Linked DNA regions of Homo sapiens: region 1 is linked to region 2. Evidence: read pairs that join two places in POLR2A ChIA-PET (ENCODE). Cell type or tissue: endothelial cell of umbilical vein. All regions are shown on one strand.

Region 1 (5,000 bases), 160 kb after region 2:
TTTTGTGAACTCAGCCAACCAGTAAAAAGATGTTGCAATGCCAGGATAACATTTGGATCAGAAGGCTTTGTCTGCACTACAGCATCTGCCTCTGAAAGATGGAATCTGATCCATGGTCAAACCTCAGATTTTTTTATTCCCTTAGATGACTAGCTCTGCACTGAGAGGATTAATTTGGATATATATGATTGTCCTGTAGAATTTTTGGATCAGGAACAAATTCCATGCTTTCTCCAAAAGCATCTGAGAGGGTTGTTGCACTAAGATTTCTGTTTACCTGCCAGGTCCAACCCGCAGACCCTGGCCGAACAGTGGATGAACAAATGCACTCAGACACAGGGATCTAGTGAAAGAGTGGGCTACGGGACTGGGCCACCCACAGACACCAAGGAGGGTACTGTAAAGAGTCAGCAGCTGCAGCCCTGACAAGCCAGTGCTGCGGGCATTTATTCAGTGTAGATTTAATGACAAAGGCCTTGAGTCAACATATTTGTGGGCAGATGATTAAAAGCCAGGTTCCGAGGCCTATGTAAACTAACTTATCTAGATCAGTTTCTTTACATCTCCTTGTTATCTAACCTAAACTTTCAGGCACTGGATAAGAGAATCTGGCTACCTTCAGCCAAATCTTTTTCCAAAGCTTTTGTGAAAACTTCTGGCCTTCCAAGAAGGTTTGCATCTTTCTACAATTTTTCCCACCACCCTGACTGATCTATGTTTACCAGGAAAACTGCTATGGAAAAACAAGATACAGAAAAAACAATGCCAGACACTGTCCCAGTCAGCCTTTCCATTTAATCTTGGCTATTCTTCTGTATACTTTGATACAAGTTGAAGTGCCATCAGCTATATTTTCTTAGTGAACCGTTTTATTTCCTGGAAGAATGTGCTAGTCAGATATGTTAGAGACACCAGTTTGGGTTGCAAATGACATGAAGTTTAAGGCTTAGAATTAAAGCTGTAGTTTGCAGTCGATCGGACCTGGGTTCAACAGCTGCCAACAGCTTTCACAGCTGTTAGCTCTGTGACTTTTTAAGCAAGTGAACTTCTCTAAGTCTTAGTTTTATCTTGTAAAATAAGAATAATGACAAGGTTCTTAAGAGTTGTTGTGAAGAAGAAATTAGATAACAAATGTAAAGTGCCCTTGATTAGTATAAACTATTATTGTTCTGTTTATTTTTCAAGGTAATATAGAATCTCTCCCTACTTCCTCAAACAGAGGATTCACTTGCAATCCTTTCATTCCTGCACATCCTTACTGATCGATTACTTTCTGCATCTGCCTGGCAATAGAAAACAGGGTCTGCATCTGCCTGGCAATAGAAAACATATTCTCCCATATAGAATTAAATTTTATGATCTTTGCTTGTTAATGTAGTCTCACTCCCTCAGTGACCTTTTGGACTTAGTTTGCCTAACTCTAAGGCCTAAATTTTACAGTGGCTATGGGTTTATGTAACATTATTATTGTGATTTTTTAGGATCTTCTAATGGTTTAGATATCAAAGGAGATTAAATTTTTGCTAATCAATAGCAAAAAATAGATTTTTTCAGCTTTATTGGCGTGTAATTATTTTTTATTTTTGGTTTTTTAAACATTAAACTAGGGTTAATACTGATGTGTAATTAAATGAAAATATGATAGTATTTTTATGCTTTATTGGAAACTATTTTCTATGATAATCTTGAGCTGCCATCTAGTCAAGATCATTTTACAGAGAATTAGACAACCACATGTTTGTGATAGTTTTAAATGTGTTCTTGTAGAAGAGTGAACTAAGTAAGCTATTGAGGTTGTCAGCCTAAATAACAGAGAGAGAGACTCTCTAAAAGAAATAGAATTTATTCAGAAGTAAGCACTGCAATGGGAATATGATGGGCATATTCAGGGAGGTAAAGGAAAACAAGGATTTTTAAAGGAAAAATAAGGAGGATTACGTAATTGTTATCTTTGGATACAAGGATTAACAAGCGTGGCATCAGTCCAAGGTTAGACGGCAGTTGTTAGGCAGATATCCTTGCATAAGTACTTTTTGTGTGTGTAAGGTTGAAGTGGCCTATGTGCAATGTTGTGATTTTTGCAGGATCTTTTGTGATGGTTCTTATTATCAGGCATATGTGCATGAGAACCTCCGTTCTTGGCCTTCCCTGGCTCCATTTGTCAGGGATTTGACCCGAGTGACTCCATTTTGATTCTGACAATTTTCGCATTTCTCCCCTTTGATCAAGATCTTTTTCTGAAAGCATTGCTGATCAGTCATCCTGGTTGTTTGATTGAAAATTATGTTTGATTGTTTCTTGGTGTCAGGATGGATTTGTCTCAGGTTGTTGGTCTGGTCCCATGTCGAAGGGAGTCATTGGTGACTAGGAGTTAGTGTCAAACTCTTTTAGTCACATTTGAGCAACAAGGGAAGTTTGGAGGGAGTGGCTCACAGGGTAAGTCTACCAGGTGGAGTCTATTGTTAAGTTTAATTTTGCTATTTTGTAAGTGTTGTTATCATCACAAAGTGTTGGGCCAGCATTATTTTGTTAGGAGTTGTACTTTTGTAGAAATTTGGGAAGTAATAGGTACAAAGTTAAAAAAATACAAAGTAAAGTTCATAGTAATATGATAATCTCATTTCACATAATAGTTTTGAGCCATGAACCTAGGATTAAAGGCAACCAGTTGAATAAATCAAATGACCATGGGGAATTAGGTGAGACCTTGTATTAGGGTTCTCTAGAGGGACAGAACTAATAGGATAGATGTATATATAAAGGGGAGTTTATTAAGGAGTATTAACTCACATGATCACAAAGTCCCACAATAGGCTGTCTGCAAGCTGAGGAGCAAGGAAGCCAGTCTGAGTCCCAAAGCTGAAGAACTTGGAGTCTGACATTCAAGAAGAGGAAGCATCCAGTACGGGAGAAAGATGTAGGCTGGGAGGCTAAGCCAGGCTAGTCTTTTCAGGTTCTTCTGCCTGTTTTTCATTCTGGCTACACTGGCAGCTGATTAGATTGTGCCCACCCAGATTAAGGGTGGGTGTGCCTTTCACAGTCCACTGACTCAAATGTTAATCTCCTTTGGCAACACCCTCACAGACACACCCAGGAACAATACTTTGCATCATTCAATCCAATCAAGTTGACACTCAGTATTAACCATCACAGACCTCTTGTATTTATGTGGCCTGCTTTTAAATTATGTGTATATGGGTCTCAGCTTTTCCAGAGGAATTTATCTATCCACACCATGTAGTATTAGTAATATCTTAGACTTTTTGTTATTGTTGTTGTTCAGCTAGTAGATAGCAATCTTATTACTTAGCATTTTATGACTGGGTTGATTTGAAGCAGAGAGAGCCAAGTCAGCAAGTCAGTTGTGTGTGTGTTTTTTTTGTTTTGTTTTGTTTTGAGATGGAATCTCGCTCTGTCACCAGGCTGGAGTGCAGTGGCTCAATCTTGGCTCACTGCAATCTCCATCTTCCAGGTTCAAGTGATTCTCCTGCCTCAGCGTCCCAAGTAGCTGGGATTACAGGCGCATGCCACCACACCCAGCTAATTTTTGTATTTTTAGTAGAAATGGGGTTTCACCATGTTGGCCAACATGGTCTCGATCTCCTGACCTCATGGTCCGCCCACCTCAGCCTCTCAAAAGTGCTGGGATTACAGGCATGAGCCACCGCACCCGGCCAAGCCACCGTGCCCAGCCACTAAGTCAGTTTGAAAACTTAGTGCAAGCTGAACAAAAAGTTGTATTGGGATGTTGCTAACATCACCTACTAGGTAGGCTAAATGATTTTTTTTTCCTTTTTTTTTAACTCTTATTTTAAGTTCAGGGGTACATGGGCAGGTTTGTTATATAGGTAAACTTGTGTCATGGGGGTTTGTTGTACAGATTCATTCATCACCCAGGTTTTAAGCCTAGTACCCATTAGTTATTTTTCCTGATCCTCTCCCTCCTTCCACCCTCCATTCTCTGATAAGCCCCAGTGTGTGTTGTTTCCCTCTATGTGTCCATGTATTCCCATCATTTAGCTCCCACTTATGAGAACATGTGGTATTTGGTTTCCTGTTTCTATGTTAGTTTGCTAAGGATCATGGCCACTAGCTCCATCAATGTTCCTGAAAAGGACATGATCTTGTCCTTTTTTATGACTGTATGGTATTCCATGATATATATGTACCACATTTACTTTATCCAGTCTACCATTGATGGACATTTAGGTTGATTCTATGTCTTTGCTATTGTGAATAGTGCTGCAGCAAACGTATGTGTGCATGTGTCTTTATGATAAAATGATTTATATTCCTTTGGGCACATACCCAGTAATGGGATTGCTGAGTCGAATGGTATTTCTGTCTTTAGGTCTTTGAGGAATCACCACACTGTTTTCCACAATGGTTGAACTAATTTACACTCCTACCAACAGTGTATAAGCATTTCCTTTTCTCTACAACCTCACCAGCATCTGTGGTGTAACCACACCATTCTGACTGGTGTGAGATAGTATCTCATTGTGATTTTGATTTGCGTTTGTCTAGTGATCAGTGATGTTGAGCTTTTTTTCATATGCTTGTTGGCTGCATGTATGTCTTCTTTTGAAAAGTATCTGTTCATGTCCTTTGTGCACTTTTTAATGAGGCTTTTTTCTTATAAGTTGATTTTTAAGTTCCTTATAAATGCTAGATATTAGACCTTTGTCAGATGCATAGTTTGCAAGAATTTTCTTTCTTTCTGTAGGTTGTCTGTTTACTCTGTTGGTAATTTCTCTTGCTGTGCAGAAGCTCTTTAGTTTAATTAGATCCCATTTGGCAATTTTTGCATTTTTTGCAATTGCTTTTGATGTCTTTGTCATGAAATCTTTGTCTGTTTCCATGTTCAGAATGGTATTACTTAGGTTGTCTTCCAGGATTTTTATAGTTTTGGGTTTTACATTTAAGTCTTTAATCCATCTTGAGTTAATTTTTATATATGGTGTAAGGAAAGGGTACAGTTTCAATCTTCTGCATATGGC
Region 2 (5,000 bases):
ATTTCTCCACAGTCTTAACGAATGTGGCTTTATTTATTTATTTATTTTGAGAAAGGGTCATAGCCCACTGCAGCCTCAAACTCCTGGCTGGATCAAGCAATCCTCCCGCCTCACACTCCAGAGTAGCTGGGACCACAAGGGTGCACCACCACTTCCAGCTAATTTTTTTAGTTTTGTAGAGATGGGGGTCTTGCTATGTTGCCCAGGCTGGTCTTGAACTCAAGCAATCGTCCTACCTTGGCCTCCCAAAGTACTGGGATTACAGATGTGAGCCATTGCAACTGGCCTTGCCATTTTGGCTATTCTAGGTCATTACTATTTTCATATAAATTTTAGAATTATTTAAAAAATTTCCTGGGTGGTTTTAATTCCTTATCTCATACGCTTTCTCAGGGAACTGGCCACAAAGCAGCACTACCCCCTCAAGGTGACTTCATTCCAAATCAAGGGCCTCATTCTTAGCATCCAGTAGCCCAAATGCAGCTGACAATGTTCTCCCAAGAGTTGAGTAGTTCAGAGGCTGTATAGAGCAAGCCCAGACTCAGATCAGATAATCCAGCCAACTCTGCAGACTCCGGTGTTGACCTGCCCTTGAATAGAGACTAGAGACTGTTCCATGACTAGCCAGAAATGCATATGGAAATTTAATATATGATAATGATGGCATTGGGTGCTTTGTGAAAAAGATGGACTATTCAATAAATAGGGGTTGAGGTCAGGCATGGTGGCTCCCTTGGCTTTGAGAGGCCGAGGTGGGAGGATTGCTTGAAGCCAGGTGTTCAAGAACCTGTCTCTACCAAAAAAAAATATATATATATATAAAATACATTTTATATATATATATATATTTTTTTTTTTTTTGAGATGGAGTCTCACTCTGTCACGCAGGCTGGAGTCAGTGGCGCGATCTCAGCTCACTGCAACCTCCATTTCCAAGGTTCAAGTGATTCTCCTGCCTCTCTTGTAATCTGGGATTACAGGCGCCTGCCACCACGCCCGGCTAATTTTTGTGGTTTTAGTACAGATGGAGTTTCAGCATGTTAGCCAGACTGGTCTTGAACTCCTGACCTCAAGTGATCCGCCCACCCTGGCCTCCCAAATTGTTGGGATTACAGGTGTGACCCACTGCGCCCAGCCTGCGAGCCACCGCACCCGGCAAAAACAAAACAAAACAAAACAAAAATATATACATGTGTATATATATGTATATATATATTCCCTTTATATATTTATACAGCTACTATATATATTTATATGACCACTATAGATAGATAGATACAACTGAAAAAGATAAAATTGAAATCTCACCTTATTTATTTATTCGTTTTGAGACAGAGTATTGCTCTGTTGCCCAGGCTGGAGTGCAGTGGCGAGATCTCAGCTCACTGCAATCTCCGCCTCCTGGGTTCAAGCAATTCTCCTGCCTCAGCCTCCCAAGTAGCTGGGACTACAGGCGCACGCCACCACGCCCAGCTAATTTTTTGTATTTTTAGTAGAGATGGGGTTTCACCAGGTTGCCCAGGCTAGTTGTCATCTCCTGAGCTCAGGCAATCTGCCCACCTCGGCCTCCCAAAGTGCTGGGATTACAGGCATGAGCTACCGCACCTGACATTTATTTATTTATTTATTTATTTATTTATTTAATTTGTTTATTTTGAGAGGGAGTCTTGCTCTGTCGCCCAGGCTGGAGTGCAATGGTGAGATCTCAGCTCACTGCAACTTCCTCCTCCTAGATTCAAGTGATTCTCCTGCCTCAGCCTCCTGAGTAGCTGGGAATACAGGCACGTACCACCTCGCTCGGCTAATTTTTGTATCTTCAGTACAGACTGGGTTTCACCATGTTGGCCAGGCTGGTCTCGAACTCCTGACCTCAAGTGATCTGCCCATCTTGGCCTCCCAAAGTATTGGGATTAGTGTGAACTACCACGCTTGGCCGAAAGACTACCTTATTATTCATATGGAAATAAATACCAAATGGATCAAATATTTACGTGTTAAAAATAAAACCATAGGCTGGGCGCGGTGGCTCACGCCTGTAATCCCAGCACTTTGGGAGGCCGAGGCAGGCGGATCATGAGGTCGGGAGGATCCAGACCATCCTGGCTAACACTGTGAAACCCCGTCCCTACTAAAAATACAAAAAATTAGCCGGGCGTGGTGGCGGGCGCCTGTAGTCTCAACTACTCGAGAACCTGGGAGGCGGAGCTTGCAGTGAGCCGAGATAGCGCCACTGCAGTCCGGCCCCAGGCGAAAGAGCGAGACTCCGTCCCCCCCGCAAAAAAAAAAGAAAAACTAGAAGAATCATTGGATGGAGACACCCACATCACCATATTCAAGTAATGCAGTCCCCCTCCCTGGTATCCTTAGCTATTCAGGCACAAAGCACCCAGGTGTCTCACTGCCCTTTAGGGAAAACATTTCTTCTTCCTCTTCCTCTTCCTCTTCCTCTCCTCCTCCTCCTCCTCCTTCTCTTCTCCTTTTCCTTCTCCTCCTTCTCCTTCTCCTTCTGCTTCTTCTTCTTCTTCTTTTTTTTTGGCGGTAGGGGGACAGAGTCTTGCTCTGTGGCCCAGGCTGGAGTGCAGTGGCGTGATCTCGGCTCACTGCAACCTTTGCCTCCTGGGTTCAAGCGATTCTCCTGCCTCAGCCTCCCAAGTAGCTGGGATTAGAGGTGTGGGCCACCACACCTGGCCAATTTTTGTATTTTTTAGTAGAGATGGGTTTTTGCCATGTTGGCCAGGCTGGTCTCAAACTCCAGACGTCAAGTGATCCACCTGCCTCAGCCTCCCAAAGCGCTGAGATTACAGGTATGAGCCACCACACCCGGCCAGGGAGAATGTTTCTCACTAGAGAAAATGTTACCAAATGAAGACTGTATGCCCCTCCTCTAAGTTGAGAAAATGGAAAACACTACTTAATGAGCACCTGCTGTATACCAAGCACTTTTCCATAATGTCATCGCTAAGAGCTCCAAGTTCTGAATTGTACAGCAAGGATGGGCTTTTGGCTTCCTCAGAGGTCATCTTGTTACCCGAAAAGATTCAGGCCTGCCAAAGGGTGTGCAAGCTGCCTCCCAGCGGCAGGTAAGGACAGGCCCAGAGCCTAGCGAGTCACTGCTTCATTCTTAGGTTCTGAGGACAAGCAGTAGGAATGGGAAAAGAGAACAACCAATTAATCCTAGTTGGATGCTAAGCAGTCTTTCAGAGTGGAGGGAAATATATCCCACTAAGGATGGTGACCTAAGACTCTAGAAGCCTCTGCTAGGTAGATCCATATGATGCCCTGGTCTTGCCAAGTTCAGGGAGCTGGGTGCCAAGTCTATCAGCATTCCTCTGGGGCCAGGCCAACAAAGGTAGCGTAAGAACATGGCTGAGTAACCCGAGCCTTGGTTAGGAGCCTCATATGTGCTCCCCTTAAAGGTGCTGTATTTTTCCATTCCTGGGAAATTCTTAAATCTCAGGTGACTCATCATCTCTTTCACTTGCACCAAAGGTGAACCCCAGCTCTCCTCCCTCCTTTTCCCTGTCCTAGCCCAACCTCAGCAGGGTCACACACCATCTCTGAGTGATCCTAGGGTCAGCTTGCCTGAGGCATCTGCCCTTCATTGTTGCTGCTTAGCATGATTTGGGGGGCATGGAGTTTCCCCTAGCGCAGGGTTGCCCGATTTAGCAAATAAAAATACAGGACACCCAGTTAAATTTGAATTTAAGATAAACAGTGAATGTATGTATGTATGTCTCAAATATTTTGTTGTACTTTGCCTGATAACTTCATCCCGGGAGTCTTTGTTTGTTTGTTTTTGGAGAGTCAGGGTCTCGCTCTGTCACCCAGGCCGGAGTGCAGTAGTGCAATCATAGCTCACTACAGCCTCAAACTCCTGGGCTCAAATGATCCTTATCCAGGGAGTATTTATTTATTTATATATATTTTTGAGACAGAGTCTCCCTCTGTTGCCCAGGCTGGAGTGCAGTGTTGCAATCTCGGCTCTGCAACTTCCACCTCCTGGGCTCAAGTGATTCTTGTGCCTCAGCCCCCTGAGTAGCTGGGATTACAGGTGCGCACCACCCTGCTCAGCTAATTTTTTTTTTTTTTTTTTTTTTTTTGGAGATGGAGTCTCACTCTGTTGCAGGCTGGAGTGCAGTGGCACAATCTCGGCTCACTGCAAGCTCCGTCTCCTGGGTTCACGCCATTCTCCTGCCTCAGCCTCCCGAGTAGCTGGGACTACAAGTGCCCGCCACCACGTCTGGCTAATTTTTTTGTATTTTTAGTAAAGACAGGGTTTCACCGTGTTAGCCAGGATGGTCTCGATCTCCTGACCTCGTGATCCACCCACCTTAGCCTCCCAAAGTGCTGGGATTACAGGCGTGAGCCACTGTGCCCAGCCGCTCAGCTAATTTTTTATTTTTAGTAGAGATGGGGTTTTGCCATGTTGCCCAGGCTGGTCTCGAACTCATGTCCTCAAGTGATCCGCTCGCCTAGACCTCCTAAGTGCTAGGATTACAGGCGTGAGTCACCATTCCCGACCTCTGGAGTATTTAAATGCCTTCCTTTTTTTTTTTTTTTTTTGAGATGGAGTCTTGCTCTGTTGCCCAGGCTAGAGTGCAACAACATGATCTTGGCTCACTGCAACCTCCACCTCCCGGGTTCAAGCCTCAGCCTCGGGAGTAGCTGGGATTACAGGCACGTGCCACCACGCCTGACTAATTTTTTGTATTTTTAGTAGAGATGGGGTTTCGCCACGTTGCCCAGGCTGGTCTCAAACTCCTGACCTCAGGTGATCCACCCGCCTCGGCCTCACAAAGTGCTGAGATTACAGGCACGACCCACTGCACCCGGCCTATTTATTTATTTATGCAAGAGTCTTGCTCTGTTGCCCATGCTGGAGTGCAATGGCACGATCTTGGCTCACTGCAACCTTTGCCTACCGGGTTCAAGCGATTCTCCTGCCTCAGCCTCCTGAGTAGCCGGGGTTACAGGCTCACACTACCACACCCAGCTAATAT

The links. ChIA-PET counts read pairs that join two places held together with the same protein. Peaks named below come from ENCODE experiments on the same cell type or tissue, not always from the same donor. Only the 100,000 strongest peaks of a DNase experiment are listed, where the experiment ranks them.
Region 1: POLR2A ChIA-PET joins it to region 2 with 8 read pairs; 4 of 35 experiments call an interaction of 5 or more read pairs at or near these places.

What each region holds. Positions count from the first base shown.
Region 1 is chr12:111,950,624-111,955,623 of GRCh38, reverse strand. The region is part of intron 4 of TMEM116 (transmembrane protein 116); the gene reads left to right. Among named protein-coding and RNA genes, the nearest start is that of TMEM116, 60 kb to the left of the region's middle. RefSeq lists silencers at 432-632, 1,892-2,092. In endothelial cell of umbilical vein, no CTCF peak of the experiment used is centred here; a DNase peak (open chromatin) is centred at 1,983.
Region 2 is chr12:112,111,034-112,116,033 of GRCh38, reverse strand. No RefSeq gene overlaps it. Among named protein-coding and RNA genes, the nearest start is that of NAA25, 4.8 kb to the right of the region's middle. In endothelial cell of umbilical vein, no CTCF peak of the experiment used is centred here; no DNase peak of the experiment used is centred here.